6 separate regions of the Mus musculus genome follow, and all the other regions are linked to region 6. Evidence: chromatin loops called from intact Hi-C (ENCODE). Cell type or tissue: heart. All regions are shown on one strand.

Region 1 (5,000 bases), 880 kb after region 6:
ACTTACAGTTAACAGCTTAAGGTATTTCACTACAGGTTTCCACAAATTGTGATTCAACCCTTGAAGTAATTTGCATATAAGATAAAATACATTAACTACATGGTGTCTTGTAGCCAGGTGTCCATTTTACATATACGAGGTAACAAACTCATCTTTGCAAACTTGTTAAATACCATTGTTTCCTTTTAAGAAGGAAAAACAAATTCCATTTTTTTTGAACAAGAAAATAGGACTTTACATAAATGACATGTACCTATACAAATTTAAGCTGATCAATGGAACACAAGTATCTACACATGCTTTCTTTTGTACTAAAAGTCAGCTAATCTTGCAAAGTTTCAGCTCTAAAAGTCGCTATTACCAGTTTGTCTACTGTAGCAAGATACCTTAAGTTACAACAAAATCCTGGGAAGTAAGACTGAATAATATCTGATATAGAAATAGCCTACTCTTTACCAACTCCCACCCCCACCCTTTCAAAATCATAAGCAGCTCTCTTCTGTGACAGACAAGTCATGTAAGAACTGAAAACCCAGTTTATGTAGCGTATCTCTTGGTCCACTGTCTGGCCATTCTGTCGTGTTCTGCTCTGTTGGTCATGTACTGAGTGGCAATACTTCCCACCAAAGGGTCAGCTGGAAGAAAAACATGTATGTTACTTTGGAGAAAGAAAATCAGATACTTTGCCCATGTCTGAAACACTCACTGTCAGAAGGTGTTTTCTTCTAATCTTTAAAAACAGTTTTTAAAAAGGTTTATTTTATGTTTTTGGGTACTCTGTTTGCAGGTTATGGATGTGGGCCCCTAGTGGGTGCTGGAAGCTGAACCCCTCTGCAAGAACACTTGCTCTTCAGCTGGGCCACTGTTTTAGCCCTTCATCTAATCTTATCTAGAAGGGTGGGAGGAGTGGCCTTGGCTTCATTTTCTTATTCTACTTTAGTTCTCTCTCAACAAGTGACACTCTTTGTTCTCCATGTGTATGACCAAGGCTCCAAGACCAACTTTGTTCAACCAATTAGAGCTGTAGATATTGGGAAGTCTCTCTGGCTGGTGCAATTGGCAGTATCTATTGTATAATGTATACCTAGAAAAGGCCAAAAACCCAGACTTCCAAATAAATGTGTTTCTCTGAAAATGGAATGCCTAGTTAAATTTGTATATTTAAGCAGAAAAATAAATAATTTCTTTCTTTTTAAAAACAATTAGTCCCAATAAGATTACAATTCTGAAATTACCAAGTGCAGAAAAATACCTCTTTCTAAAGTGAGCACTGGCTGTGGTCAAGTGCTCAGTGAATCCTCATCAAAACTGGCAGCAGAGCTGCACCCAGCCTTAGTGAGCTCAGAGTAGCTGCCTTTTCCAACTAGTGCACTAAACAATTGATTAAAATGTCCTTTAATGGTCTTAGCTTATGTGGAAAACAAGAAACATTTAGTAAGAAATACAGTGCAGATGACTATTCGTCTTACCAGGATTGCAGTCTGTAAGGAGTGAGCAGATAGAAAGGAGGACTTTCGAGATGGTTAGGGCTGGGCTCCAGTTGTCTTTCAATATGTCCAAGCAAATAACTCCTTGGCTATTAATATTACAGTGATAAATTCTTGTACGAAATGTAACCTAAAAATAAGGCAGTTGTCAAGCAGCATTCATGTAGGAGGCATTATGACATTTCAGGTAGACGCTGTTGAAGTGAGGCCACACTCAATTCTCCATCTCATTTTACAGCAGTACCCACTGCCAGATACTTCTTTACATTTTTTCTTTTCTTTTTTTTTTTTTTGTTGGTTTTTTTTTTTTTTCATTTTTTCTTTTCTTGATCAGGCTAGTCTGGTACCATATATCCCAAAGTAGCTGCAAATTTTTGATCCCTCTGCCTGCTTCTGTTTCCAGATATGTGCTACTAGTAACATCTGGCTTAATTTTAATGTTCTAAATATGACTATGTCTTAAGTTTGGATTGTTAGTTGTTTGCTGACCTCTTGTGTTAGCTGGAAGTAATACACTGCTTCGGAGTGTGCGTAAAATCTAACAAGCTAGACAATAACTAGCACAGTTTTAAGCATTTACATCTAGAAATGCCTATTGCCTACTGAGGAGCCAACCCAACCAACAGTCATCACATTCACTTAAAACTGGCAAACAATACACAGAAGGAAGCTGAGCTCTTCTGCCACACAGATCTAGACTGTACCGCAGTACACACAGCTGTTACTAACATGCTTTAACAGGACAGCAGCACACAAATGGAAGACTCTAGCTTTTGTGATTACAATGAAAACTTGATCTCTCTCAAGGAACAGTTAATGTCAGGAGACACTGGAGACTCCTTACCTTTGGAGGCTTGAAAGGATACTCTGGTGTAAAAGTAATGTCAAGGAAGAATACTCCACCTTCATACACAGACCCTGGAGGACCCAGAATGGTTGATCTCCACTCATAGATGTTGTCACCCTTGGGACCAGCACTGTGAAATAATACAGGAGCAGATAAAGACATGGTGACATTGCATCAGAAAAGGGAAAAAAACCCTCCCCTTATCCTTTTGGTTTAATGTCTGGGTTCTCTTCATAAAGAATATGGTAGTGAGCCAGGACAGAAGAACACCAGACCCATTCTAAACACTCTAGCTGCAGCTAGACATGAACTTTCTTCAACTCTCAAGCGTAAGGTAAACATCAATTAAAGATTCGTTTCTTAGAATATAAGCCGCTGACTATTATGATTCAAAGAAACTCAGGGCAAATCTCAGTACCTGTGGCTTCTCCAAACACTTCTCACCCAGGCCAGGGTGAGACCTGGGGACAGGGCTTCTGCTTCCCTTCCCCCACCTTCTCTTCATTGTACTGCTCAGCTATTTTGACTATGGCTCTCTTGGTCCACACCGCAATCTTGAGCTCTTGTTTCACTCTTGGTCAGCTTGCCCCACCCCCCTTTTCTTGTCCTCCCCATCCCCATGCCCAATAACTCCATTCAGTCTGTTAGCTTGGCTCAGTCTGGACTCTCCCAATGTCTCTGCCTGTTCTCCCCTTTATCTACAATAAAATCTAACCATACCTAGGAGTGATCATGTCCTCATTTTTCATTCAGTGACAAGTTTTCTCATTGCTGCATCATTTCTGGTAAATAACAAGAATTTTTGCCCTAACTAAAGTACTTGGCAGAGTTTTAAACTCCACACTGACATAAAGACATACAACATTTGACTTCCAGCCAGCCTACACACACACACACACACACACACACACACACACACACACACACACTTGCTTTAGCTAGAAGATCTTCTGGCCCTCTGAGACAGAGTAGCTCAAACTGTCTTCAAAGTCACTCAGCCCTCACAAATGCTGGGTCATGGGTAATTCCAAGTTGGTGCCTATACTTCCTACCTTATAAAAATTAGTGAGTGAGAGAGGCGAATGTCAATGATGTAATCAGTTTTCACTTCAGTGTTAAACTAAACACGAACTTTCATTAGCCATTAACCAAACCCCATTCTTGTTAAATACAATATACTTGGTTGTACCCTTACTCGGCTATACCATCCTTCTAAAATATTGCATTGGCTTCCAGAGTGCTCTGTATTCAAGTACCTTAGCAACAGCAGTAAAACTTGCACTCCGATTCTAAGACCTATAGAGTAGTAATACTCTTTGTAGTAGTAATTTCTTACTACTAAGGTAGGGTACAGGGAAAGACTAAAAAATGATTTATTTCTATTTGTGTATCCCCCCCGCCCCCACACTGCCTGCTCTTACAAGTCAGAGGGCATGAGATCCCTGGAGCTGGAGTGACATGTGGTTGTGTGCTGCTTGACACAGATACTGGAAACTGACTGGATCCTCTGGAAGAGAATCAGGTGCTCTTAACTGCTGAGTGATCTCTCCAGCCTCCAACAAGATCTTAACCAGCTCTCTCCTAGGAATATACTATGATCCCCCTAGTAAAAAGTTACCTTTGCTTCTTCGTTTACTGAGAACAGAATGGGTTCTCAATTATCAAAAGTTAGCCTGTTTGTGTCCCTTGCTTCCAGTGGGATGGTCACTAGGAGGTTGGGCCTTTGGGGACAGTCAGGTCAAGAAAGTAGAAGTCATTATGTATAAGCTTAGTGTCCTAAATAAGACCTCACCACCAGAACATTTGCTTCTTACCTGCCGAGGATTAGTGCAACAAGACAGCTGTCTGGAAACTAAGAAATGGTTCCTCACTGCACTAAAACTGCTAGCACTTAAGTCTTGGATATCTTGTCCCGAAGTGACAGAGGAGAGCTAAGGCCTTTAAAGTTCAATCAACACTATTCTACCAAACTGCCACAGAAAACTCTTCATTGTCAGGCTGGCAAGATGGTTTAGCAGGTAAAGGCATATGCTGCCAAACCTGATGACCCGAGTTCAATCCACAGAACCCTCATGGTGGACAGAACCAACTTTCCATACACATGTGGACCAGGCTGTCCTTGAATCTGAGATCCATTTACCTCTACCTCCAGAGTGCTGGGATTGAAAAAAAATAAAGGACCGTGAAAGCTGAGCTAGAAGCAGACAAGTAGACATCAGCAGGAAGTGAGAGTAGAGAAAAGGGTTCTGATGTCCATGTGAGCTAACAATGTTTTAAAACAGAGCCCAAGATTTTCTGGCACTCATGATTTGACTGCTACTCCATAAAAGGCACCCCTTGGGAGCAAGAGGGTTAAGACTGCCAACTGGCCACAGAGGCTAACATCAAACCTTCACCTGCATTGAAGTCACTTCTGGATTGTTACACATGGGAAGGCGGGTACTGCTAGTACCTGGTAGGTAGAGGTCAGCACTAAGCACCCTGAAGTACACTCTACAAAGCACAAAACAATTACTTCAGCTGCAGATCCCGGCAGTGCTGAGGCCAGGAAGCCCTGCCTTGGAGAGCATGGCTCAAGGTCAAGCTTAGAAAGGAAAGAGTTGTAGTTTTGTTACAATAATAGCTATCATTGTTTTACTGCTCTGTGCCTGCTTTAGAAAAAGAAA
Region 2 (5,000 bases), 560 kb after region 6:
ATGCAGACATCTGTAAAAGAAATTCTTTGAAATTTTGAAGAGGATTTTTTTTAATGGCAAAATAATTTTTTTCCCAAAGGAATTAGGATGTGAAACAGTGGGTCTTTGTGTGTGAATGGGCATGTGCTCAGGGTCTCTGTGTGTGAGTCGGTGTGTGCTCAGGGTCTCTGTGTGTGAGTGGGTGTGTGCTCAGGGTCTCTGTGTGTGAGTGGGTGTGTGCTCAGGGTCTCTGTGTGTGAGTGGGTGTGTGCTCAGGGTCTCTGTGTGTGAGTGGGTGTGTGCTCAGGGTCTCTGTGTGTGAATGGGTGTGTGCTCATATTCACTTGAACTACAGTTCAGATTTACTAGCAGATTGTATTTTCAGATTTTATAGGTTGCAGTAAAACCATGCCTGTCTTTGGATTATAGCAAAATGCCAGCATCCCCGTGACTGAAGGACCTGGTGAACAGTTTAACTCATTCACAACTGGAAACCAAGTTCATTCATGCACAGAATGTCATCCCTATCATTTATGAGAGATTTTGTTCTTAGTTATAAAGAGTTCAACATGTTAAACTTTTGTTTGTTAATATATTTTGAAAGTGAGAGAACGGGGAGTTCCAGCACACAGGATGCTGAGGCAAGAGGATAGTGAATTTAGGCTAAAAAAGCTAGTCTTCTGATTTAAAATTCTACAGTACAGGGGCTAAGAACACAACATTTTGAGATTGACACATTTGAACTAGAACATCAGCCTTTCCACTATGTTTAGAGCAAACTTATATATGTTATGTTGATAAAGCTATATAAGATACTGTGCTTAAATATTCAGGACAGCTGGACAGTGGTGGAGCACGACTTTAATCCCAGCACTTGAGAAGTAGAGGCAGGTGGATTTCTGAGTTTGAGGCCAGCCTGGTCTACAGAATGAGTTCTAGGACAGCCAGGGCTATACAGAGAAACCCTGTCTCAAAAATAGTAATAATAATAATAATAATAATAATAATTAAGCATAGTACCTGACTTATAGTGCACTTTAAATAGCAGCCACCATTTTCCCCTGTGGCTATACATCCTTATGTCACATAAATCCCTTGACTTGCTGAGCAAGGAATTCAGCCAAAGGACTTTAACAGATGAGGACAGTGAGGTGGTCTGTTTATGAAGCTCAGATCTTCTTCCAGCTCTTTCCCTAAATCATTAGAGTGCATTTTCATTATTCTAGTGTTGAAAGAAAATCAACAGAGGCAAACTTTGGGAGGTTCCCAGAGATACCACCAAGCTTAACTTGGATCTGGGCTTAAAATTTTGTGGGGAAATGACACCCAAGTGGTCTGAGTTACAAAGCCCAAAAATCTACTACAGTAAACTTCCCTCCTATATTAGAACACCAGTGAGTGATGCCTATGTTTGCCCTTGAGAGTTGGTTCTTCTTGTCTGCTCCATGATCTGCTACATCTATAGAATCCATAAGGAAAGCATTGTCTGATGGCCATTCATACTGGACATTTATTTCCTAGCTGGCCACCAGCCTTAAAGACCTACTCTAGCATGCATTCATCTTCTAGTGCTTGGGGCCTACTGTGTGAAGGACATTATACTTGATGTCTAACTGTGGGAAAAGGAACATTTGAGCCAAAGGACACAATCATCTCACTCCAAGCACCCCCAGATGTCTCCCATAAGAACCAAATGACCTTGAGTTGATACACAAAGGTTTACTTGGGGTCAGTGATTCAAAACAATAAACTGGCTTCCCTAAGTTACACAATAAGCCCCACCCCAAATTAGTAGGCTATCTGAACTAGCTCAGAATACTTTCATGTGTGGTTTGTGGGCTGCAAACTGATGCATATTGCTCTCTGCCAGTTCAAGGTCAGAAATGGAGAACGAGCTGCAGAAACTTTCAGTGTCTTCTCATCAACCAGATTCAACACCAGTGAGTGCCATTCCCCAAGCCAGACACAGACCAGTTTGGTGCTGTGAGACTTGCCTGGTCAGCCACATGTAGCCAGTACTATGCCAAAGTCTTAAGCAAGAAAAGGAATGTATTGGTCTCTAATGCCTGAGATTTCTTAGTGTTCTTTTACTTAAAATAGTCTGCAAATCATTGACTTATCTGTAAAATACTCTAAAATGTATTTTGCTTGGAGCTTCTTTGGAGTTTCTAGCTAATCTTTTGAGCAGCACATCTATGTGCTTTAATCATGCTAAGTGAAGATCCCTGGGACCCCTCATATTCTGCATCAGAGATTGTGCCTCCTTCTCCCTTCCTGAGTCAGAGCTGATTTATTCTGTGCTCATTGTTGCACACCGGTTAGTGGCACTAACACTATTTCCAGAGGCTTGTAGAGATGAGAGTCTAAGCTGAGTGTGGTGATTCACTCTGTAACCACAGCCCTCCATATGCCGTGAAAGTGCAGGAGAGAGTGAGTTTGAGGCCAGCACGGACCTCATAGAGTCTTCTAGTAAAAGGACAAGAGGGAAGGAGAAAGGGGAACCTGAGGGCCCAGTTGGGCTGGTCTGGACCTCAGAATCTGTATTTCAACTGTCCCTTCTATTGACTCTGGACCAGTGTCCCCCAAGCCTTGCAGATATTCACAAGGACTCACGGCAAGAAAAGGCCTGCCACCTAGTGGGCTCTCAGGGATATGCCTGACCCTGTCTTTCCTGCAGCCCTTGGAGCCAATGGCAATCCAGTCTTGGGGATTCACTTTGGGCCTGAAAACATGCACATTCACCCCCTTGGTAACACTTCCTTGGTGATAGATCCCTTCTGGAAACCCCCTAATGCAGGATTGGAACTCGCCCTCCACTCTAAAACTATTCCAAGGCTACTCCCTTCTGCACACACAAACCTCCTAAAATTCTGTTGAGAATCACAGAGTTCAGCAAGCCCAGAAAGTTGGTCACAAATAGGGAGGTGACTCCTCAGAGCTAAACCTCAGCAACCCATTGTAACCATAAAGCAGGGCCTCTGTAACAGCCAGGAACTTTCTGGAAGGAGGCATGGGGGCTGCTGGGAGGAAAGCATCAATGTAATGATGCCACTGCAGTTTCTTTGTAAATCTGCGACATTCATGGTGTAAAAATAGATGAATCTTAGATTCCTGGGAAGAAAAATGTAATGCATTTTTTTTCTTTTCTAAACATTCTATATGGTGTTGCAAGGGAAATAAAAATTTCAGTAAGTCATAAGGTTACAAATAATTTATATAAATATTTTTGTTTCAGCTACCAAGGACAAACATTATTACAAATTTTATCACATTTTAGTTGTCTCTTTTATCTATTTTTAACAAACGTGGGTCACATGAGGCATATCATGTGTGACCAGCTTTTAATGCTTACCAATAAACCATCAGCATTTTCCTTTGCTATTAAATATTTTACTGAAAACTGATATTTATTGGCACTAGATTGTTCTTTCTTGTAACTAGAATATCATTTATTAAACCATCCCCCAAGGAACAAAATGCCAATGGAAGGAGTTGCAGAGACAAAGTATGGAGCAGAGACTGAAGGAATGACCATCCAGAGACTGCCCCACCTGGGGATCTATCCTATATACAACCACCAAAACCAGACACTATTGTGGATGCCAACAAGAGCTTGCTGACAGGAGCCTGATATAGCTGTCTCCTGAGAGGCTCTGCCAGTGCCTGACAAATATGGAAGTAGATGCTCACAGCCATCCATTGGACTGTGCACAGGGTCCCCAATGAAGGAGCTGGAGAAAGTACCCAAGGAGCTGAAGGGGTTTACAGCTCCATAGGAGGATCAACAGTGTAAACTAACCAGTACCCCCAGAGCTTCCTGGGTCTAAACCACCAAGCAAAGAAAACACATAGTGGGACTCATGGCTCTAGTTGTATATGTAGCAGAGAATGGCCTAGTAGGTCATCAAAGGGAGGTGAGGCTCTTGGTCCTGTGAAGATTCTATACCCCAGTATAGGGGAATGCCAGGGCCAGTATTCAGGAGTGGGTGGAATGGTGACCGGGGATGGGGTGAGACAGGGGGTTTTCAGAGGGGAAACCAGGAAAGGGGATAACATTTGAAATGCAAATAAAGAGCTGGGCAGTGGTGGTGCACGGCTTTAATTCCAGCACTTGGGAGGCAGAGACAGGCAGATTTCTGAGTTCAAGACAAGCCTGGTCTACAGAGTGAGTTCCAAGACAGCCAAGGCTATACAGAGAAACCCTGTCTCGAAATAAAATAAAATAAAATAAAATAAAATAAAATAAAATAAATGTAAATAAAATAATAAAAAACCATCCTCCAGGGCTTAGACAATTTAAAGTAATTTTTCAATAATTGAATTTAAATAATATCTTATGTCAATGAAGGGGCAGACTTAATTAATCCATGATCTTCGTAGAGAACAGGTGACTTAAATAGACAGTGACACATCAAATGATATATAGCTCCTATTCACCAAGGTAACAAAGTGCCCTGAAAGTCAGAGTCATAATCTACAAATTACCTTATGCTTTGCAATCCTTCAATATGGATATTCACCCTTTCAGTGGTCAATACTGTCACCAGGCCATCAGGAAGTGCATTAGTATTGAGAAGGTTGGATTACACAGCTGGAGCCCTTCCTAGTGGTCTGTCTGCCTCTGCTGTCCACTGTGCCCAACGCTCCAGAGACCATGGTCTCAGTCCCACTGAGTAAAGCATTGCTCCATACTCCTTAGACTGTCAAGGAGGATTAGTGCCCAACATGATATAAGGGTTCACTACTAGCTCCTCGAGTGCACAAGATAGCTGTGTGGTTTCATACTTCAAAGGCAGGAGACATAATCCATAAGTAAATAGGGGCAGAATGAAAAAGGAAGGACAAGGTACCAATTAGCATGAAATGGAGTAAGAACAAACTGGAAATGGTAACAGAAGGAAGGGGAACATCAGAACGTCAGGTCCAGGTCCATTCATCTCACTTCTCACTGAGATAGAGCACAGAGCTGTTGATCGACCACTGTGAGCTCTCCAAAGTCAGCATAGCTATTTCTATAATAC
Region 3 (5,000 bases), 860 kb after region 6:
TTAGATTTTGAGACCAAGCCAGCTGTTCGGGGACAATACCATTTCTTCCACACTCAAAATCACTTTGGGAAACTACTCCAAGGCATCGCACAAATAGAAATAAAAGTGTGGTTAAGTATGGCCTTTGTGAAATGTCAACATCCAGGCAGTTACCAGCCACTACCCATAGGTAGATTGTAAACGATGAAATAACACTACCAAAATGGACTATTCTTACCCATGATGAATTGACTGGAATAGAGAAAATTTCTCTATATTGTAGGTAGTCCTGGAACCAGAGAGCCATCTGCCTCTGCACACACCAGCTGCTAGAAAAGCTTAATGTCTGCAAGCTTAATCAAACTTATATTTGCTTGGTTGATATTAACTTGCAACCACAACCAAGTTTACAAATCTAATGGAAATAATCTGCCCTAAATAAGCCCTACTACATCCAATGTTCAACCTTCATCTCCAAATCCATACTCTAGATCCAACAGAAAGTGAAACCTCTTCCAACAAATTTACCTGGTCTTCTGAAAATAACACTGGATTCAATTCTCAAAATGTGGGTTATAGTTGATCTCACTTTTCTATGCACAAAACAGGTTTTGAAACCCTCTCTTCCTACACATTTCTAAGCAAAATCCAACTCTATAAAGTTTGTACTCATCAAACTCCCAAGCAGCCACTTCAGTGAACCAAAAGATGCCATCGTAAAGCTGTAGATTCTATCTCATGCACCAACACATCCAGGGTCAGTTTCAGGACTTTTTACCTCTTACAGGGTCTTACACACAGAACACCACTTGGCACAAACACTATATACACTTAATCTCATAAGCAGATAATGCAAAGTACATCAGAAACAAGATATGCCATCACCTGCAGTTTTCAATTATTGCACTTAACTTCTACATTTTCACAGAACACTCATGACAATCTGTAGACTAGTTTTAACAAATAACACCTTTAAGCAGAAATGACTGTCCTAAATTGTTTATTGGATATGAATTTTACAAATATCACGTGTATTAGCGGTAACGGTGGAGCTGGAGAGTATTGCGCCTTCTCCAGGCTGCACGGCGGGAACCACCAATAGTGTGGTGGAACTTGTGGCCCTTTCCAAGGCCACGGCTCTTTCGGCCAGCAGATGTCAGCCCACGCATTTCTCTGTGTTTGTGGACTGGTTTGGTGATCCACTGGGTGTCAGGATTTCTTCTGATAGCTTTATGGAACGGATCAATGAGGATAACCTCAAAAAATTTATATGTGGAATCTTCACCAACCCAGTAGGAATTCAGGACTCTCAAAGCCCCACAATGGCGCCCAGCTCTCTCCTAAAATATGCAGAGAAAGACCAGTCAGTTTCCTGTAAACTAGACAAAAATCCTTCTAACTCTGGGTCATGAGACTGAAGCAGGCCAGGTCCCCACACACCTTAAGAATTAGACTAGCTTAAATGACAGACATGTAGACAAAAGCACATAACTTTTTTTCTCCCTAAAAACCAGACATGAAATTGAGTGCTGTCCTAGTCCCCTTCAGCAATAGGGATCAAGCCCATAACCCTATACATTAATTCAACAAATGAAAAAAAAAGTTCTAGCTTGTGGAAAGGGGGCTCCTACAACCATTTATCAACCTAAGAGTAACTGATCACAGAATATTAGCAATGTAAATAAAACAGAATGGCCCAAAATTTTACAGTCTTCCAAAAGCATAGGGTCTGTAGAAACTAGTCCAGAAACCCAAACCCCTTTCCGCACATCCTCAAGCAAAACAGTAACAATGAGTACCGATAGTGACTAAGTACAAAACAACTCCATCCCCACCTTATACCGAGGGAAACTCCACCGGCTTCCCCGTTTCTTCCTAGCCCACCATTCCTAATGGGTTGTCAAGACAATCGATACTCCCAACAACTCACCTCAGCAACAGACTGAAGGCTTCGGGCAAATTTCAGCTGGTTAACACCATGGTGGACAGGCTTGCCGTAAGTTGCACCCTTAGGAACTGGGCGTTTACGACCACCACGGCGGACACGAATCCTGTAAATGACATAGCCTACACAAACAAACAAAACAACCCAACCACCAATACGTTAGACTAAGTTAAGACTTTCCAATGCTTCCTTTTAATTACAAAGATAGACTATGTAGACTAAAGTATATCTGTAACCTATATCACATTTAGCATAGCTAAATCAGGCAGGTTTTTTGGGGGGGGGGGCACTTCCAAACTGAGGCCCGCCGACTTTTCTGGGAGTGTTATAGACCACCCACATCGTGACCTCACGCACCTTGCTTAGCCTTGTATCCCAGTCTTCGAGCTTTATCAGGCCGGGTGGGGCGGGGAGCCCTGTGCAGCGCAGAGAGCTGGCGGTATTGCCAACAGCGGACCCTCAGAAGAAAGCGCATCACGTCGGACTGCTTCTTCCTCCATAGCTCCTGGATGTACTTGTATGCACCCATCTTGGCTCACCTTTTGAGAGGAAGAAGCAAATCGAAAGAGCGATCGCTGTCAAGGACATTGACTACGGCCTCTCCATCCTTCCTGGAGCCCCACCGTCCACCGGGAATGAGAAGGGCTCTGCAGAGGCAGCAAGGCGCAGGGCCGGCTGGGCGGGACTGACTATTCCATACTCCCGGAGGCCGCCAGAACTGGCAGCAGGGTTATAACCGCCACCGCGAGTAAGACCAGGAGAGCTTCGTCCCACCCGGGCGGCCTGATGAGAGGCAAGCCGAGGCCACGCTTCCATCCCACGCCTCCTTCAGTCCCCGGCCCAGCTCGGATCCTGCCGCCATTGCGTCTCTCAAGCCTCCCGGACGGCGGCGTATTCGTACCCTCTCCACCCCGTATCCTCACTAGGCGCTCGTGCGAGGCAGAAACTCCGAGGCCGTAGGGTCGCCGGGGTCGGATGGCTGAAGACTAGCGCGATTCGCGACGGATAGACACACAAACACCACCCCGCCGCCCTACCTGATGGCTGCCGCCAGAGGAAAGGAAGAAGGCTTTCTCCCACAATCCCTTTTGTGGCTCCTCCTCCCACCCCGGCGACCCTCCTTCCGGTGGGGCATTGTAGCCGCACTGTGCCTCTTGGGGCTTGTAGTCCCGACATCCAACCTGGTGGGCGGAGTCAGGCTGGGACAGCCCGCCGCTTCCGGATGCTCTCCCAAGCTCTCAGCAGTGCTCCTGAGCTGCCAAGGCTGCGGAAAGTGAGAGGCGGCGAGTTTGCTTACGTCACGTCAAGGGGCCGGAGGAAGCAGGTCGGGGACCGGCTCCAGAGGGACGCCTTCGGACCGCGGTGACCTGCGTGCTGCTGTCTCACTGCCCTGCAGTGTCAGGTTGGTGTTTCCACCGGCGCCTCGCTCCGTGATCTCGGAGCACAGTGACCGCAGGACGGCCGTGACTTGGTCGTAGGCGAAGTGGTACGCGTGGACCTTGCGTGTCCTTAAGGCCGGCCAGGGACTTTGGACTTGCGCGAACCAGGCTAGTGGGTGGACTGTGGTGCCCGTCCCCCTCTGAATTTTCCGAGGTGCCCGGGGACTTGATTTTATAGGCGTTTTTAGGATAGCAAATTGTTCATTTGCCATGACCCGTTTCAGGAAGAAATGCTGGCATTCTGCACTGCGTTCTTTATTGAGAAGTAATGGTGTATTGGAGTTTTTGTAGTTCCAGAATTTTCTATTTTCATACAGTTGTGTGGTTTTAATAAACTACGCTTGTTTGTGGCAAAGGTTTTGGGAATCATGTTTACCTTTTCCATCAATCTGTGGCTCTTCTTATCTTTTAGAATAAATGGCAGCTTTAGCATTTTAAGAGTCCTCACCTGTCCTATTTAAAAATTCAACAGATGTATTGCTTAATATGCGTGGAGCTCAGTCTCAGCTGCTGGTGATGCAGCTCAGACAACATACAAGTTCTAGCCTTGGGAGCAAGCGTTAACACTATGCTATGTATTGCTTTTGATGCCAAGTGTAAAGGACACACATTGAAGGAGTGGAGGGGTATTGAGCGGTACAGTGTCTCAGCGTCCTGGCAAGTGGAGCCTGGACGAGGTGGGGTTGGGGTGCGGGGGGGGGGGGGGAGGGGCAGTAACTGACTTTTTTCTCTTTTAAGCACATCTGGTGGAGCTTGCAAGTTAGCATGGAGTGAAGGATATGAATTCTTTTAGGACAGTCTTCAAAAATTTTTTAACGTTTATTTTTAGGCTATGTGTGTTTATTTATGTGTGTTTACTTGGATGTATGTTTGTGCACGACCACCTTTGTACCTGGGGCCCACTGAGGTAGGTGGAAGTGGTTGAAAACTTCCATGTAGGTGCTAGGAACTGAACCCTGGGGGCTCTGCAAGAGCCGCCAGTGTTCTAATTGCTGAGCCTCCTGGATGATTTTTTTTTTTTTAATAATGCTGAAGAATAAATTACAAGTCTGTGAGTGTAGTTCAGTAGTAATGTGTTTCATTGATGTGCAGAGACACCATGACCAGGACAACTTTTATAAAGGAAAACATTTACTTTGGGGCTGGCTTACAGTTTCAGAGGTTTAGTCCATTATTATCATAGCAGGAAACATGGCAGCATGCAGGCAAACATGGTGCTGGAGAAGGAGCTGAGAGCTCTACATCTTGATCTACAGGCAGCAAAGAGAGGTGTGCCTCACTGGGCATAGTTTGAGCATGGTAGATCTCAAAGCCCACCCCCACCCCACAGTGACACTCTTCCTCTAACAAGGCCTTACCTCCTTTTTTTTTTTTTTTTTTTTTTTTCCATTTTTTATTAGGTATTTAGCTCATTTACATTTCCAATGCTATACCAAAAGTCCCCCTTACCCACCCACCCCCACTCCCCTACCCACCCACTCCCCCCCTTTGGCCCTGGCGTTCCCCTGTACCGGGGCACACAAAGTCTGCGTGTCCAATGGGCCTCTCTTTCCAGTGATGGCCGACTAGGCCATCTTTTGATACATATGCAGCTAGAGTCAAGAGCTCAGGGGTACTGGTTAGTTCATAATGTTGTT
Region 4 (5,000 bases), 830 kb before region 6:
TACATTATGAACTCTGATTAACCGCCTTTACACGGTTGCATTCCTTGAAGAGACCATGTCATATTTTAATTACTTTGCACTGTTGAAATACATAAGGGGGAAGTGTTACTGAGCTCGTGGCTAATCCCAGCAAAGTTAAGTCCCCTCTCTACCCGTTACACAAATTGCATGGAATATCAGATTGCACTACTTGAAGAATGTTCAAAGTCCGTGGTCACCTTCTATTTTTCCCCTTCCTTTCGTACTTATTTAAAAACAAACAAACAAACAAACAAAAAACACCTATCTTCAAGAAAGAATAGGGTGGTAAGGGAGAACAGGGGCGCAGGAGCGTTTCAAGAAACCTCTCCAAGGGAATTTCAGCAGAGGGAATCCATATGCATGGCAGCCTATCACACCCCTTCAGCATTAAATCATTAAACCCTTTGTCTTGCCACCACTGCACTTTATTCCAGTGTCTTTATTGCATGCAAGAGAGACATTTATTTTTCCTTGGTAAAAGAAAGGAAAAAAAATAATAAACCTACATTGAGCAGTATGCCGGTGCTGCCATTCGGCCTGGGTGAATCCACTGAGGCAGGCTTTGAGAGCCTTTTCCTGCAGCATGCAGGAGGAAGGGCTCGCGGTGTAGAAATCCAGGATCTGCCCGGGACTCACTGACAGAACATCCATACAGTCAAACATGATCTCTCCGCACCGCGCTCTGCAAAAGTGCTTATCCTCTAGGTGTGGAGGCGAGCCGCACAGAAAAGTCCACGAACTCCATCAAACTCTGCCCCTTTTTTGGCACGTAGGCTGTTGGTCTTTTTCCCAGCCCCGAATCATGAATTATGACAGACAAGCCAGCTAAAAGCCTGTAATTGATCCAAATGATCATTTACCATTTTCCAGGCTCGCTCGGCCGATCCAGCCAGGGCGGGGGTTCCCGCACCGATCCCAAGTTCTCCCTTCCAGGCGACGCCCGCGCAGGCCTCCGGGAGCGCGCGGGTCCTACCCCGCCGGTGCCCAGACGCTCCCTGCCCGGGTGGCTCGCGTCCTCTGCATCCCAGTCTTGTGGCCGCGGCGCACGGGAACTCTGGTCCCCCCCTTTGGCAAAGAATAGACCCTCCTGCCTCGGAGCAGCTCACTTCCTACCACTTCTGTCACACGGAATGAAAGATTGAATTGCCTAATATATGCGAGTGAACTTTCGGTGAACCCTTCCCGGGCTGCTAACCTTCAAATGACCCAACCAGTCTGACATCACCAACTCCCAGGATTCTCACAGCGCTTAAAAACTCCCAGCAGCCCTGCAAGAGCCTTCAGCCAGCGAGTCCGCGGCCAGCCGCGCGGTGCTCCCCACGGCTCAGCGTGCAAACAATGCCAGGAGCGCAGGGAGGAGCGGGAGTGCGGCTGCGGTTTGCGCCTTTTCATCGGCCGGCCCTGGCAGGGAGACCCTCGCCCTCAGCTCGCCTCTGAAATTCCTCTCTGCTCTCCTGTTCCTGGCCAAGCCCTTGCAACTTAGGTATCTTTCCACTCCCGTAAAAGCACTCCGCAAGCCCCGAACTGCCCATCAGGAGCCCCGCCACCGCTCGCAGAGGGAAGCCTCTGGGGCCGGGAAACTTTCCATTAAGCCTGCCGTCTTTTTATTCCTTCTTCATATTATTATTATTATTATTATTATTATTATTTCCTCCCTTTTTCTCACTCTTTCAGGCTTTAGCTGAGCTCGCTGAAGGGATTGTCCTAGCTCCGGAGGGGAGAGAAAAGTCCCTTCTGGGATCTACTTAGACTTTAAAAACCCTGCAGGCAGAAACACCTGGAGCAGTCACAGATTAGTTGCACCAAACTCTGTTCCTAATCTCACCTTTCTCTTCTTTCTATCCACCACCTCCCTCCCCCCACCCCCCACCCCCCACCCCCCATTGCCAATCGCACTCTCACAAACACAGAAAGTGAAAGGCAAAACACAGAGACTGAGGTGTGTGTGTGTGTGTGTGTGTGTGTGTGTGTGTGAGAGAGAGAGAGAGAGAGAGAGAGAGAGACAGACAGACAGAGAGAGATATAGAGACAGAGAGAGACAGAGAGAGATATAGAGACAGAGAGAGACAGAGAGAGATATAGAGACAGAGAGAGACAGAGAGAGATATAGAGACAGAGAGAGAGAGACAGAGAAAGAATTTTAGATTCTGGTTTGCTGGTTGGTGAAAACAGTAACTCTGTCACTGGCCATCTGTGTGTCTAGGAAAATACTGATTTTCTCTAGGACCCAGTTTTCTCATCTGTATACCATCCATAGAACGTAAATAACTACCTGTCACTTCTCAATAAACACACAAAAGGAATATTAGCAGTGTCTCAGCCTCCTGTTTCTAGCTGTGGGACTTTTGCCAAGGATACCCAGACCTTCCTGAGGCTACAGTGTTCAGCAGTTAGTAGACTTGTGCCCTGTCTGAACCCACGCCAATCCTCAGTCTATGCACAGAGTGTTGGTGGCCACTTCGTCAGGCACAGGTCCCCACACATAACGTGGAGTTTGAAAATACTCCTCATACTGGGCAAGTATGAGGGTTTTATAATTCTGAAAGCTAGACTTGGCTCAGACCACCCCTGTCCAATTATACCTGTTTTAAAAAAATACAAATAAAAAACCTAATCTTCAGACAAGAGGATTTCTCTTTTCTTTTTTTAACTGGTTACACTGACTCAGCCTAGGGGAAGGAGCAGAATTTTTTTTAGTTGTTCTCAAAAACCCAGAGGCAATTAATATAGATGCAGCCAAACAGCCAGCACTTTCAAAAAGGGAAGCCACCTGCAGCTAGCTTCCAACTTCTCCATTGGAAAGAAGATGCCGGGCAGAGCCAGACTCTGCTTCCTTCTCTGCCAAGCTGGGAATTCTCCCACAGGAGGCTGGCAAGGAAATGGGTGGGGAAGCCCTGACTCCTGTCTTCCTTTGTGGGCAGTGCAGGGAGGGAAGGACACTGACACACAGGGGAGCCTGTCAGGTACACCCACCCTTGCTGAAATGCCCTTCTGACTAGTTTGCTATTATTTGGCTGTCCTGGCACAGGATGGGAGCATGCTGCACACTCCTCCTTAGGGAGTGAGTGTCCCTAAGAAAGCCCTCTATACCTGCAGCATAGGAAGCTCAGCGTGCTGAAGGGAGAGCTCTCACTGGAAGTGCACACTGTTTTGCTTTCCTTTCTGTAGCCATTTTGTTAGAAACTTGTCAACTACAAAGACAACACACATTACAAAGCGACCACTTAACTGACCACCACTGAACAATTGTAAAGATACAAAACGCTGGGCTATGTGTGACTTTCTGCTTGGCCCAAGAGACTTACTGTCCCTGAATGCTTCCTTGAGGTCTTGGGTTCCCTGGAAACAGAGTCACGAGCACCTAGTATTGGAGGTGGAGGAAAAGGTATGGGCAGAGGGGAGAGGAACTGAACAGAACTGAAATAAGTTAGAGGTGAGAAAGCTTGGCACCATGGCAGATACCTGTGTCTCAGGTGCCCTTTCTCCAGGAGGCTGCTGCACTTCCTTGTGGAAATTGCTAATAATGGTCCCAAAGTGCAGGGAGGCAGTGGTCATGGGAAAGAGAGGTTGAGCCCAGAAATGTCTTCCACAATATTCCTCCTTTGTGTGCCTGTGTGTTGCTAAAATTCCTTTTCTTCAGGAGACCTAAGCAATATTTAACCCTTCTCCTAACCCTATGGTTCCAAGGACAGAGGTCAGTATTACTAGAGGTCACTCTAAGGAACTTTGAGTTTACTGGGCTTCCTTACAAAGCATAATTGAAAAGTCACTTACAGGGATGTGTGGGGGTGCTCCCTCCCTAACTAGGCACTCTTGGAAGGTCTGTACTTCAGCAGAGAAGACAGCTTCCCCACAGCTATGTAGATGAAGACCACATTCCTCATATATTTAAGGCCTTCCCCAGGCCATGGGCAATTAAGGCAGAGTTGCATACAACAGGTGGTGGGGGAAGATGTCACCCTCCCCAGTCTTTCCTGGGGTGGAGCAGTATTATCAACAAGCCTAGCTAGGATTATCCCTTTGCAAGGGGACATAGCTGAAATCCCCAAGATAGCAGTTGCTTGGCTGAAAGGATACAGTCTCTAGCAAGGCTCTTTGTGGTTGTGGTGTGGTGATTGCTTGTGATTGGGGAATTTCTTTTTTTGCACAAGGATAATTTAGATTTATAATCACCTCGAGATTCTTTTAATTGTAGAGAAATGAACTTGATCAGTATTTAAATCTGCGTGGATGGGATATTATGGACTTCTTATAATGTAGTGGGACTCATAGTCAGTGAGTCATTTCTCATCATGGATTAATTACACCATTGGCAGCGATTGAGGCTATTAGGAAGTATTAATTCAAAAGCGGACTCAAGTTAACCACATTTCTTATCATTTTTTGGTCAGTAAATCTTCTCCCACCTTTTGAAAACATGATTCTTCTCTGAAGTCTTTCTTTTAAATAGAAGTAAGGAAAGCACCAATGAACATACACTATAAGTATATGCTCATGTATGATAGTGACTAATAAATATGGTAGAGTTAAACCTGAACCAATGTGTTCACAGTGACGCGTAAAGGAGTGACATCACTAAGTCTGATTTACATAGCTAGAAAGAACCGTTCCCATACCCTCCACAGACACCTGTTCTAACATGGACACCTCTTCTATTTTCTCTATTTGATCAATGGTCTAATGAACAACAAGAAAAACCAAACAAACAAAAATCCCCAAAAGTTTGAGAGTCAAATTCATTTTGTTTAAGAGTCACTGTGTACTTGTTTGCCAGTGTGACACAGCACATTTGAAAACCCTAATCATAAAGCATGGATTTATAGCCAGAGTTCAGGATCTACATCTGTTTCTCTGGGTTTGAAGCAGCAATTACCTCCTGGACAATCCTGAGTGAAACGCCATGAACCATGCTCAGCAAACATGTCAGAGCCAGAGAGTTTCCTGAAGAAAGAACCATGTCTGAATGCACATAGACAGCT
Region 5 (5,000 bases), 840 kb before region 6:
GGGCTACCATGTGACTTCCAACAAAGTGTGTTTGAACTGTATCTAAAATCACTGAATTAAGAAGAGAATCTTAACAGCCAGCAATAATCATTATGACTATTGTAATTTTGACCAAAAAATGATGGTTAACTAAGGTTGGGATCCTCTATACTCAATGGGTACTTCAAGAAGGTAGCAGATAGCAAAGATCATTCAGTTTCACCATCCCATGGATTTCTTCCATTTCCTCTTCCCTCCTCTCTCATCTACTCCACTTTCCACTCCCCCTCCCCTCCCCTCCCCTCCCCTCCCCTCCCCTCCCCTCCCCTCCCCTCCCCTCCCCTCTCCTCCCCTCCTCCTATTCCTCTCTTGCCCTTATTTTCTTTTTGGAAATGGAAGGCGCTGCTTAAGGCAGCATCTCACACAAGCCACTAACACACATACATACAGACTAGAGTGGTGTGAAAAGCTGCACCTCCTGTTGCTTAGATGCTCAGGAACCTCAGCAATGGCCTCGCAGTCAGCCCAGCCTCAGGATCCTTGTTAGTGAGAAGGAACACAGCCCGCTACCAACAGGATGTGAGAACAAAGAGGCTAAAGTGAAACGGTTCCTCATAGTTCTAGCAGTTTCCTTCACGGTCTAGGACACCATCATTTATGTTAGAGAAAATAATGTAATTAGAGAAAATCATGTGAGCCACAATTCTGTGGTGATCCAGGCTTCCCATCCCACTCCTAACACTCCTGGGGGCCTTACTTGACATTAAGGCATAAAGCATTTTGCAGGAACTGTCTACTCAGTAGACAGTGATGACAGTCTAATGGCAGAGGCTAAAGACCTGCAAGGGAAAACTGTGTGGAAGAACAAATCAGCTTGGTGGGATTGTCATCCAGGCTCACAGTTTGCTGTGTGACCTCAGTCATACTGCTTGCCTACTCTGAACTTCTATTTTCTTATCTATATAATGTAGATAACAACATAGTCTGTGGAGGATTAACTAAATCTATATATAGCCAGCAATATAGAATTCTGTTAAATATATAAGGAGCCAAAAGGAAAACTCACTGAAAGTCATGGATTGTATGTCAGAATGCAGTACTCCCTTCCTGCTGTGTAGCACACATGCTACGATGTTGTGCAGACTAATGATCACTGGACACTCTTGCTACCCACCACGAAGGGGTAGATTTACTGACTGTTGTCTAACCCTGTCACTGGTTAAACACCAGAAGAGTAAAGGAAACCCGAGGCCACTCTGAGTCTTTAAGAGACACTTCAGCTTGTCCGTCTTGGAAGGCTGGCTCCTGGGTTATGAGAAGCCTCCCTAACAGATCCCCTGTCTGGTCTTCCAGACACCAGCCCTAGCCTAGGTCTCCTCCAGTAGTTAACAAGCACATGGCCCTTGGAGGGAGCTTTCCTGATTCTGGATGCCACTGTCCCAGATGATCCCACATTGAGTTTAGTGGAAGGACTGACAAGCTAAGTTCATCTACGGGATGGCTAGATAACAAAGTGTTGGGACACTTAGTTTTAGGGTGGTATGTTGCAGGACAGTTAAGTCACAGGAACAATCATGAAGAATGAGACATTTCCAAGAGTCAAAGTAAACTCAACTCCATCCCCAAGGAACATGATTATGCCCTAGATGCTCCAGCAATGTCCACAGAGAAGTGAGGTGGAGGATGCGCATTACCGAGTCATTCAGGGTAGACTTTGTCTTCTTTTGTCCAAGTTTAATCATGAGCCTCTACTGTGATAAAATGGATAAGTCTCTTTATCCCCAGCTGTGGGTCTCAGGGACTCCATCATCAATCTTAGAATTCCAGAGACATGCTTATGTAATGAGGTGTGTGTCACTGACACACCCTAGTTTCCTCTAAGTTTGGAGGGAGCAGAGACAGTGGCTAAAGGTTGCCAATACCCGGAGAGGTCAAATCAAGGCACCTCACACATGACAGACAGCCAAGAGTCTGAGCCAACAGGAACTCTGCAGGACCTAACCCATGGACCCATGGAGAGGTGATGAGGCTATGCAGGTGCCGTCACGACTGTGAGGACCATGTTAACTTTACAAGGGACAAGGCTTACTTGTCAGTGTCAGTAATGTGTGCAAATCTGAAACTTTGGTAAATGGCTGCCCCCGAATCAGTACCAGAGAACTGCCCAACCTTTGACAAGCAGGAAGGACTGTCATCTATGTGAGGAGCAACAGACAGAGGCGAAGGGATAAAGTAAAAATTAGTCCCAAAAGTAGCACCTGCTGTTCACCAGCATGCCCCTGCCCAGGCAACACACCAAACTCAGTCAAGAAAGCACAACCAGAGACCTCTGGATGTTCCCAAGAACAGAATCTTATTTTACACGTTTGCCAGTCTTTCCACAGATCCTGCATGGCAGACATGATTGTCTCCAATTCATAGCTTCAGAAATCGAGCTCACATTAAATCAAGCTATTTCTGATATCTCAGAACATTGGACAGATGTGGGGAGCAGAGGTGGAGAGATGTAAGGAAAGGTAGCTGTGGCTGGCAGCCAGGAGTCAGTCCTGAGTACAGCAGGGCAGCTCTCACAGCCTCTGCCTGGTGGCAGTCCTTCTCCTCTCACTGCATAGGGCACCACTCACAGGCAAATCAGCACAGCTCCTCTGTATACTCCTACTTGCCAATCCAGACTTCTTCTCATCTCCAGTTCCTATTGTTTCCTCTGATAAGCAGGGCCCCAGTGAACAATTAAAGCTTTCAATAAATAATCTCTAAGCACATTCATTTGATTGACTGTTATTTGATACAGCTGTTAGTTTCAATGGGGCAGTTAATATTGACCACATAAAGTACTCCAGACAAACATGAAACAGCTTCAGAACTCCATGCATTATTACCCTTTATCTGCCAGTCATCCGGGCTACTTATAATGGTCATGGAATTTAAAAATCAATAATAACAATTAGTGTTCTGTACACCCAAACAGATCAATCATGTGAAATGTGTTTTCATATAAAAATCAAAGGGGAACAAGCCTGGAACACAGAGAAGGCTCTTTGAATCCCCAGTGCCTACTTGGCGAGGTACCTTCATTGGAGCCTTCTGGTCAGGTAGCTAGACTCAAACAAGAGTGTTCAGGGCGAAATGTGGCTACACACACAGGAACACAGAATCTCTCACAAGATGAACATGATCAAAGGAGCGCTAACAAACACTAAAATTAATGGAACTGGTAATTTACATCCTCAGAGACGCGTGGCTAGTTACCTTTCATTTGGTAGGCATTGATGGCGATTATTTTGCTGAGAAATGGCAACAGCAGTATTTCAGCTTCACACACTGCCACTGCAATGTCTAGATAATTAAAATTCAAAGCAATGAGGAAACATCTCATCCCGAAGCTGTAAGCAGCACGGTACACGAAGCCATCCATTCCAAAGACTTGTTTTTCATCAATTATTTGTTACTTTTCTGATGTAAATATAAGAAGGACTAATTAAAATGTATGACTTTTATACAGCTTGTTATTAAAGCCAATGAAAGCATTCTGAGGACCATAATAAAATAATTACGTGTGCCTTTAAGAATTCCCTTCGCAATACACGGTGGTACTGAGTAAAATGAAAACCTCGGAAACTGTATTTTGAAGCCTCCACTTCCATTTTAGCTAATTATCCCCACAAGCTTTGCAATAGACCAGACCCTAAAAAATCATCTGAAGCTAAAAGGACCTTCAGACTGTCATCAGCCTTTTCACAATTATGGACTTTGATGACACAACAAAGGCCGTAGCTGTGGCAACCGTTAATATTTTTGAGGACATGAAGTCATTATATTGCTTCTTCATCTGTTCTGGAAATGGGAAGAAAATTGGGAAAAATGAGATCCCGTTCTCCTCTCCCCAGTTAACTGCTGCACTTGTTTAGTCTTACCTGCAGTATTTTGAATTTGGCAAAGTTTTCATTTGTGAAAAACAGTAGTTAATACAGAGTAGCAAAAACCACCATTCTTGTTTTGTTTTGTCTTTAGAAAGGGACTTACATAGCTCAGTCCAGTCAAGTGCACTGGTCCTGATTTCCTGATTCTTCATCTTTCACCTCCAAAGACCTAAATTACAGAAGGGTACCACCAAGCTCACCAGAAAAACAAGCTTCTCCCTCACATCCCAAGACCAGGTCAATTTAGGGAAATAAGTCCAGATTAAAGTTTACAAAGCTGTGATCTTTAAAGACAAGTGTAAGCTTAGAGAGCGGGTGAAACCTTCCATTGGAACTTTTCTACCTCTCAAGACAGGCACTTGGGAAGTGAAAACATGGGTTTCAAGTGAAAAGGAAAATGGACGTGGCAGGAAACAGACTTAGGGTCTGGCAGTGAACAAATTGGTCATATGATGCAGAGCAGGGCAGAAACTTTGGGCTGAAGAAGCTAAATGGAGGCTGCAGGGATTGGCCCTAACAGCGAGGAACTGGCAGGGTTTGTGGGTGGTTGGTACCCACTGATTGCTGGACTTTGTTAGAAGGCAAAGAACCCCACATCTGGCAGCTGAGGAAGGGGCACCCACTACAGAGTTGTAAAATCATGTCTCAGAAGACATTTATTAAAATACTCGTTTTCTATCAAATTATTTTTGGTATTGCTGTGGCTTGTTAGAGCCAAGATTGCTTACCATGACTCTTCAATCTGAGATTTCTTTCTCCCCTCTCTGGGTGGGATCTCTCCTTTTGAGGCCCTGAAAACCTGAATTCTTGAGGCTCATCTGGTAGGAATGATAGTCTGACATCACTTCCTATAATCCTAGTCTTTTTCTGTGTAATCCAGAGTCCTACCCAACTCACCCCTTTGCAGCTCTGCACCTAATGAGGCTGGAGAGCAAGCAAATCCACAGTCCTGTGCCTGCCTGAACCTGCCTGAGACAGGCAGAAAGCCCCAGATGTCACAGTTCCTGCTCTTGGTAGTCAGAACTTTTAACCCTCTCATTTAAAGAGGCTTGAGTAGGATGGGATGCAGATCTCACATCAACTTTGTTTTCTTTAATTTGT
Region 6 (5,000 bases):
CCTAGAGATCATTTGAAACACCTTGTAACTGCAATTCTATAATGAATCCAAATGTGTGTGGGGCACACATGTGTGAAATCAATAAATAACATCATGCTGCACTGTGTTGTTGTACTGTCCCACTTGGACACATAGTTCTTGAATCTCTGAATTCAAATACTTTTTTGCCCAGTGCTTAGTTGTGTGAGTTAAAGTAAGTGATTTCAAGTCCTCTATGCTTCAGATTTTATATCTTATAAAATGAGGCTAATACGTTCAGCATGCTATGAGTAGGACCTTTAAAAGACTTTTAAAATTTGATTTGAAATGTGTGTGTGTGTGTAGTGTAGTGTAGTATAATGAAGTGTAGTGTAGGCATATGTGTACATGGTAGCAGGTGCCTAGGGAGTCCAAAAGATGGCATCAGATCCTTTGGAGCTGGAGTTGCAGGTATTGCAGCTGTTGTGGATGCTGGAAATTGACCCTGGTCTTCTGCAAAAACAGCAAGGGCTCTTAACCACTGAGCCACCTAACAACCCCAGAACAGGGTCTTTCAAAACATTCATGGACACTGGGCACAAAAATAGTCTTACAAAAGAGAAGATGAGTAGTCATCTAAAAGTCTCTGAGTACTTTATTATGCTGCCAATTTATAATTTCAAGTTCAGCTCTTCAGTTTTCTCCTCACTCTGGAAAACCAATATATTCCTTCAAAGTCTCAACCATTTCTGTACTTTGCTGCCAAGTCACTGATCCTAGATACCCCTGCCTATTGCTTATGAGCCATGTCTGACTGTGAAGCTTATATCCTCACTAGGTGCTTCTAATTATGCTGACTCTCAAAAGCTTTCAACATCAGCAGGGTGACTCATGAATCTGAACCCACAGTTTCTGAGACTCTCTGTAAACAGGACTCTCTGTAGCCAGTACATGGCTAGCCAGCTAATGGCATTCAACTGTAGTGTCTTATTTATTTAGGAATCCACTGATACCCAGGCCAAAGTAGTCAACCAGACATGAGGAAGGCAGGTACATATCAGTGTGTCTAATGCTGTCCAGGGGTTCCATGAATAACTAAAGCCTGAGTTAAAAAGAGAATAAGCATGTCCATGTACCCAGTGAACAGGGAGGACCCCTTTATCACAGTGACTCTCAGTGTATAGTCCCTAGACTAGAAATCGTGGCTTCCCTTGAGAACTTGCAAGATAAACAAATCCTCCAACAGGCTATCTGGGGTGCCAGAAACCCTGGCTCCCAGCAAATCTCCTCATGCATTCTACAATTCTGAATTTCTATTCCAAAAATAAACATACCTGTGATTTGCTAATTCTCAGGGCTGCATAATTGACCTTTTTAGATAATTTCAAACAAAAGATGACTCAAAAGTACCACATTGCAGGGGGAAAAAGTTTCCCTCAAATTATTGGCAAACAGAATTTGAAAACCTCTGTCTCACCACCTACCTAGCAATCAACCATTCAGCCAGTAGATCTAAAATTGCCCTGTGCGTGTGGAAGGAAGCTGCAGAGGCCCTGCTGCCTCTTCCTAGGGCTCAAGTGGGGCTCAAGGTGTCATAAGTACATATGATTCAGAATGTCCTCTCTCTCTCTCTCTCTCTCTCTCTCTCTCTCTCTCTCTCTCTCTCTCTCTCTCTCTCTCATAGAGTCTCACACTGTAGTGCAGGCTTGCACTACATGGCAATCCTCCTGCTTCCTGAGTTCTGTTATTCGAAGCATGAGCTACTACTGTATATAAGCTTTCCTCTGATTACTCCCTCCCGCCTAAAGACACGTTGTAGCTAGAGTTGGGAAATGAGAAAAAAGGATGCCTTTGGGCTCATATTTTCCAAGGCATCAGGCCACAGTCAGCCAAGCCTTTGCTTAGGGACTGAGATGAGACAGAGCATTGTAGAATCAGGAGAATCATGATGTGCAACTGTGTATCTCATGGTATCCAAGAAACACAAAGCCAGACAAAAAAGGGCCAGAGCAAGAGACCCTGCAAAGCTACCCTCCCACCCTGTAAGCCATCTCCACTGACCAGTCTAAAGCTCCTAAATCCTCAAATCAGAACTCCATCAATAATTCACTGAGCCTTTTGGACCAGTCAGTCTCTCAAGGAACAGACTCAGCAGCTAGGAGCCAAACCTTGGATCTCTGTGCTTTTGAAGACCTGTATATTGGCACTATAACAGTGCTTCCCATGCGGCTGTCCAGAGTAGGTGTTTTGTCTTCCTTCTGACCTCTGCAAACCTTTCAATGGCTTGTCTCCTCTCTGTCCTCATTCATATGCTTAGAGCCCACCTGTCTTCATTTGTGTCTGATGATCTCATGAATAGCCCTGAGTTATTGTCTCACCAACACCTGCTGTTCCAATGTGCTTGACAAGTATCTTTAAAAGACCTGTCTAATCTCTTCAATCCAACACAACTTAGAAACTCCAAAACATTCTTCTCTAGGATGGGTTGTCATTGGAGCAGCATGCCTGGCTGTCATTTGGTCATTTTTACGAGCTATACTAGCCCTTCCCCAGTTTCAAAACTAACTTTCTTGGGCTTCTATTAGATGGCTGCATAAGCCACTGCTACCCTCCAGTGTGGTCTCTGCCTCCTTCTTGTCTAAGCTAATGGCTCCTGTCTGCAACAATATGCAGCATTGGAGTTCTTCATGCTTCCAGGAGGACATGCAGAGTGCCTCCCCTGTAGAGATGGTTTTTCTGGTTTTTTGTTTTGTTTTGTTTTTTCTCTTGTAGGTGTCAGCCCACATAGCCCAGGTACCTGGCACTCTGCTGCCCTCTGCTGACATCTCTCAACCTAGCATCAAGTCCCTGATTTAATGCTGAGAAAGGTTCAATGGAAATGGCTGTGTTAAAAGAATGATTAACACAAGAGGTTACCAGGGCCTAAGAAATGTAATATATGTAAACTTATCCTCTTTTGCTACCATTCTGTTTCAATTTCCTAAAACAAAAATTTTCTTAAGTAATTCAAACTATTTTTTATAGTCAGCTGTCATGTCTTTCTGACTGAGAGATAATGACCAGATGGAGAGATAGCCTCTGTTCAAAGCCATGCTGCAGCAGGAGTCAAGAACAAGCTTGTGAAGGACAGAGACTGTTCTGAAATCACAGGCATGGCTGGGCTGGGATAGCCTTCCAAGTTCCCAGGCCATCCATTGCCTTAGAACTGTCTGCTCATGGTATTCTGCTACATTAGCATTAGCTGTGGTTGTAGTTGATATATTCTCATCACACTACTATCTGCAGTCCCTATCTTATTTAAGAAGAAGAAGATGTCTCAGAAGAGCTAAGTAAATTTCCAGTAAAATGTAGAAAGTAATTAACTCAAAATTCATGTTGCTGTCCTAACTCCAAGCACCTCGAAGGTTCTTTGCCTTGTTTTAATTTTGTTTCAGAGAGAGGCTAATCTTGAACTCCAGGTGATCCCTAGATACTCCAGCGTTGGATACAGGTCCTTGGAGGATTTGTTAAGCTGAGCTGAGATGTTGGGGAGGAGGGATAACCTATAGGATTGGCAACCCTAAGAGAAGACAAATTGGACACTGATGGTTACTAAGGAAAGGCCATGTGAAGAACAGGGAGAAGGCTGGTGCTCATCAAAGAGTGGCTGGGAACACACCCTTCTGAGGTTTGCAGCCTGGCCACACCTTCACCCTGCTCTTGTACTTTAGCCTGTGAGAGAAACTGTTGAAAAGAAACTGACTCCTTAGCACTTTGTGGTGGCAATCCAACCAAATGTACATAGCAGCAGATGCTGGCCTGAGCCCAAGTGTGGCTATTTTCAGCCTTTGCTCCCTCAACAAAAGTCCTGGTCCTTGAATGTAACCTGGGGCAAGCTATAACCTGCAGTGAGCATAAACTGAAGTGCTATGCTCATTCACAGAATTATGCCCTGATTGCTCACTGGGTCTCTACAGCCCAAGATCATTTTCCTTTGGTCCAGTTGCCTACAGTATCTGTAGTTTTTAGAGGCTGTTTTATCCTTCTCTAACCTAGCCATAAAAGCTACCTTCAGTATTTGCTCCTCAATCCCCTGCAGGTCTATCCTAGGGTCACAAACATGCCCTGTCTTCTACTCCTGCTGTCTGATCTGACTCTCTTAGAAGTGCTTTTAGTGATTTTTTCCAGCATTCATGAGTAACTGGGATAGCCACATATTTTTCATATTAAAAAATAACCACGCTTAGCTAAGTTTTTCCAGTAAACAACTAGTTGATTCCTATTGCCCCTTTTGCCAAACCATGTCATTAGCTGATGATTTCACGAGGTCTGGAAAGGACTCATCTATGATTTTGCTGATTTGGAATCTCACCTTTCTATCCATTTAAGTTGGTTTCCAGTGGAAGGCAAGGAGAAGCTGCGTAGTACACCATCAGGTTCCCCATCTTCCGCAGCGTGAATGGAATGGAGGCCACATATTTTTGGATCCCACTTCTTCCTGTGTCCTCCCTCTTTGGTTTGCTCATTTGTTTTTCAAAGCATTTATGTTAATGTCTTTGTGGCATTTTGAGACGAGAAAGGAGGATCTGTAGCTCATATTCTTGTTGCAATATCAGGATAAAAAGACCACAAAAGTTCCCTGGGACTGTGCAGCCCACCTGAGGTTTTCTGACTCAGGAAATTGAGACTGTATCCATGAATCATGTAGTCAGGGCAACCGCAGGGCTAATCTTGCTCTCTCCTTGACTGCTAAGGATAAACATCTGAATGGAGACAAGTGTTTTGTACAACCAAGCAGGGCCTTCTGGGTAAGGGAGATTCAGGGGTCCCTTTGAACACCCAGCCCACATCCCACATGCAGAGGAGCCAGTTGAACATGTTCCTTGAGGACATCTCAGCGCAGATCTTAAACATATTTCAAGAAACAGAAAGGTGAATCTGGATGGCAGAGGGAGAATAAACAACTTACAGTTAACACAGCTATCTTCCAGGATTACTCTGAAGCCCAGGGCATGGGACTTGAACTCCAAAGGCAGCAGAAAACAAAAACAGACAATAAGTAA

The links. Peaks named below come from ENCODE experiments on the same cell type or tissue, not always from the same donor. Only the 100,000 strongest peaks of a DNase experiment are listed, where the experiment ranks them.
Region 1: a loop joins it to region 6, with 4 times the contacts of the local background. A loop is called at or near these places in 5 of 42 quality-filtered maps.
Region 2: a loop joins it to region 6, with 9 times the contacts of the local background. A loop is called at or near these places in 25 of 42 quality-filtered maps.
Region 3: a loop joins it to region 6, with 5 times the contacts of the local background. A loop is called at or near these places in 5 of 42 quality-filtered maps.
Region 4: a loop joins it to region 6, with 2.4 times the contacts of the local background. A loop is called at or near these places in 2 of 42 quality-filtered maps.
Region 5: a loop joins it to region 6, with 2.2 times the contacts of the local background. A loop is called at or near these places in 2 of 42 quality-filtered maps.

What each region holds. Positions count from the first base shown.
Region 1 is chr14:18,282,805-18,287,804 of GRCm38, forward strand. Nkiras1 (NFKB inhibitor interacting Ras-like protein 1) reads left to right here. Exons shown (of 4, transcript NM_023526.4): 4 at 1-1,199. Ube2e1 (ubiquitin-conjugating enzyme E2E 1) reads right to left here. Exons shown (of 6, transcript NM_009455.3): 4 at 2,332-2,464; 5 at 1,470-1,617; 6 at 1-635. The coding sequence ends at 538. Among named protein-coding and RNA genes, the nearest start is that of Nkiras1, 14 kb to the left of the region's middle. In heart, CTCF peaks have their summits at 1,993 (motif pointing left) and 4,775; no DNase peak of the experiment used is centred here.
Region 2 is chr14:17,964,935-17,969,934 of GRCm38, forward strand. The region is part of intron 4 of Thrb (thyroid hormone receptor beta); the gene reads left to right. Among named protein-coding and RNA genes, the nearest start is that of Nr1d2, 270 kb to the right of the region's middle. In heart, a CTCF peak has its summit at 2,616 (motif pointing left); no DNase peak of the experiment used is centred here.
Region 3 is chr14:18,267,998-18,272,997 of GRCm38, forward strand. It overlaps Rpl15 (ribosomal protein L15), which reads right to left and starts at 2,989. Exons shown (of 4, transcript NM_025586.3): 1 at 2,962-2,989; 2 at 2,282-2,463; 3 at 1,910-2,046; 4 at 1-1,319. The coding sequence starts at 2,453. The coding sequence ends at 1,014. Nkiras1 (NFKB inhibitor interacting Ras-like protein 1) reads left to right here and starts at 3,139. Exons shown (of 4, transcript NM_023526.4): 1 at 3,139-3,326. In heart, CTCF peaks have their summits at 2,982 and 3,184; DNase peaks (open chromatin) are centred at 2,324 and 3,134; H3K4me3 peaks cover 3,185 bases; H3K27ac peaks cover 2,325 bases.
Region 4 is chr14:16,574,331-16,579,330 of GRCm38, forward strand. Rarb (retinoic acid receptor, beta) reads right to left here and starts at 1,146. Exons shown (of 8, transcript NM_011243.2): 1 at 528-1,146. The coding sequence starts at 684. In heart, CTCF peaks have their summits at 1,328 and 2,931; DNase peaks (open chromatin) are centred at 701 and 1,201; H3K4me3 peaks cover 1,992 bases; H3K27ac peaks cover 1,954 bases.
Region 5 is chr14:16,564,515-16,569,514 of GRCm38, forward strand. The region is part of intron 1 of Rarb (retinoic acid receptor, beta); the gene reads right to left. Among named protein-coding and RNA genes, the nearest start is that of Rarb, 8.5 kb to the right of the region's middle. In heart, a CTCF peak has its summit at 2,597; no DNase peak of the experiment used is centred here; H3K27ac peaks cover 222 bases.
Region 6 is chr14:17,403,398-17,408,397 of GRCm38, forward strand. Gm32121 (a long non-coding RNA gene) reads right to left here and starts at 4,389. Exons shown (of 3, transcript XR_383103.1): 1 at 4,310-4,389. In heart, a CTCF peak has its summit at 2,777 (motif pointing left); no DNase peak of the experiment used is centred here.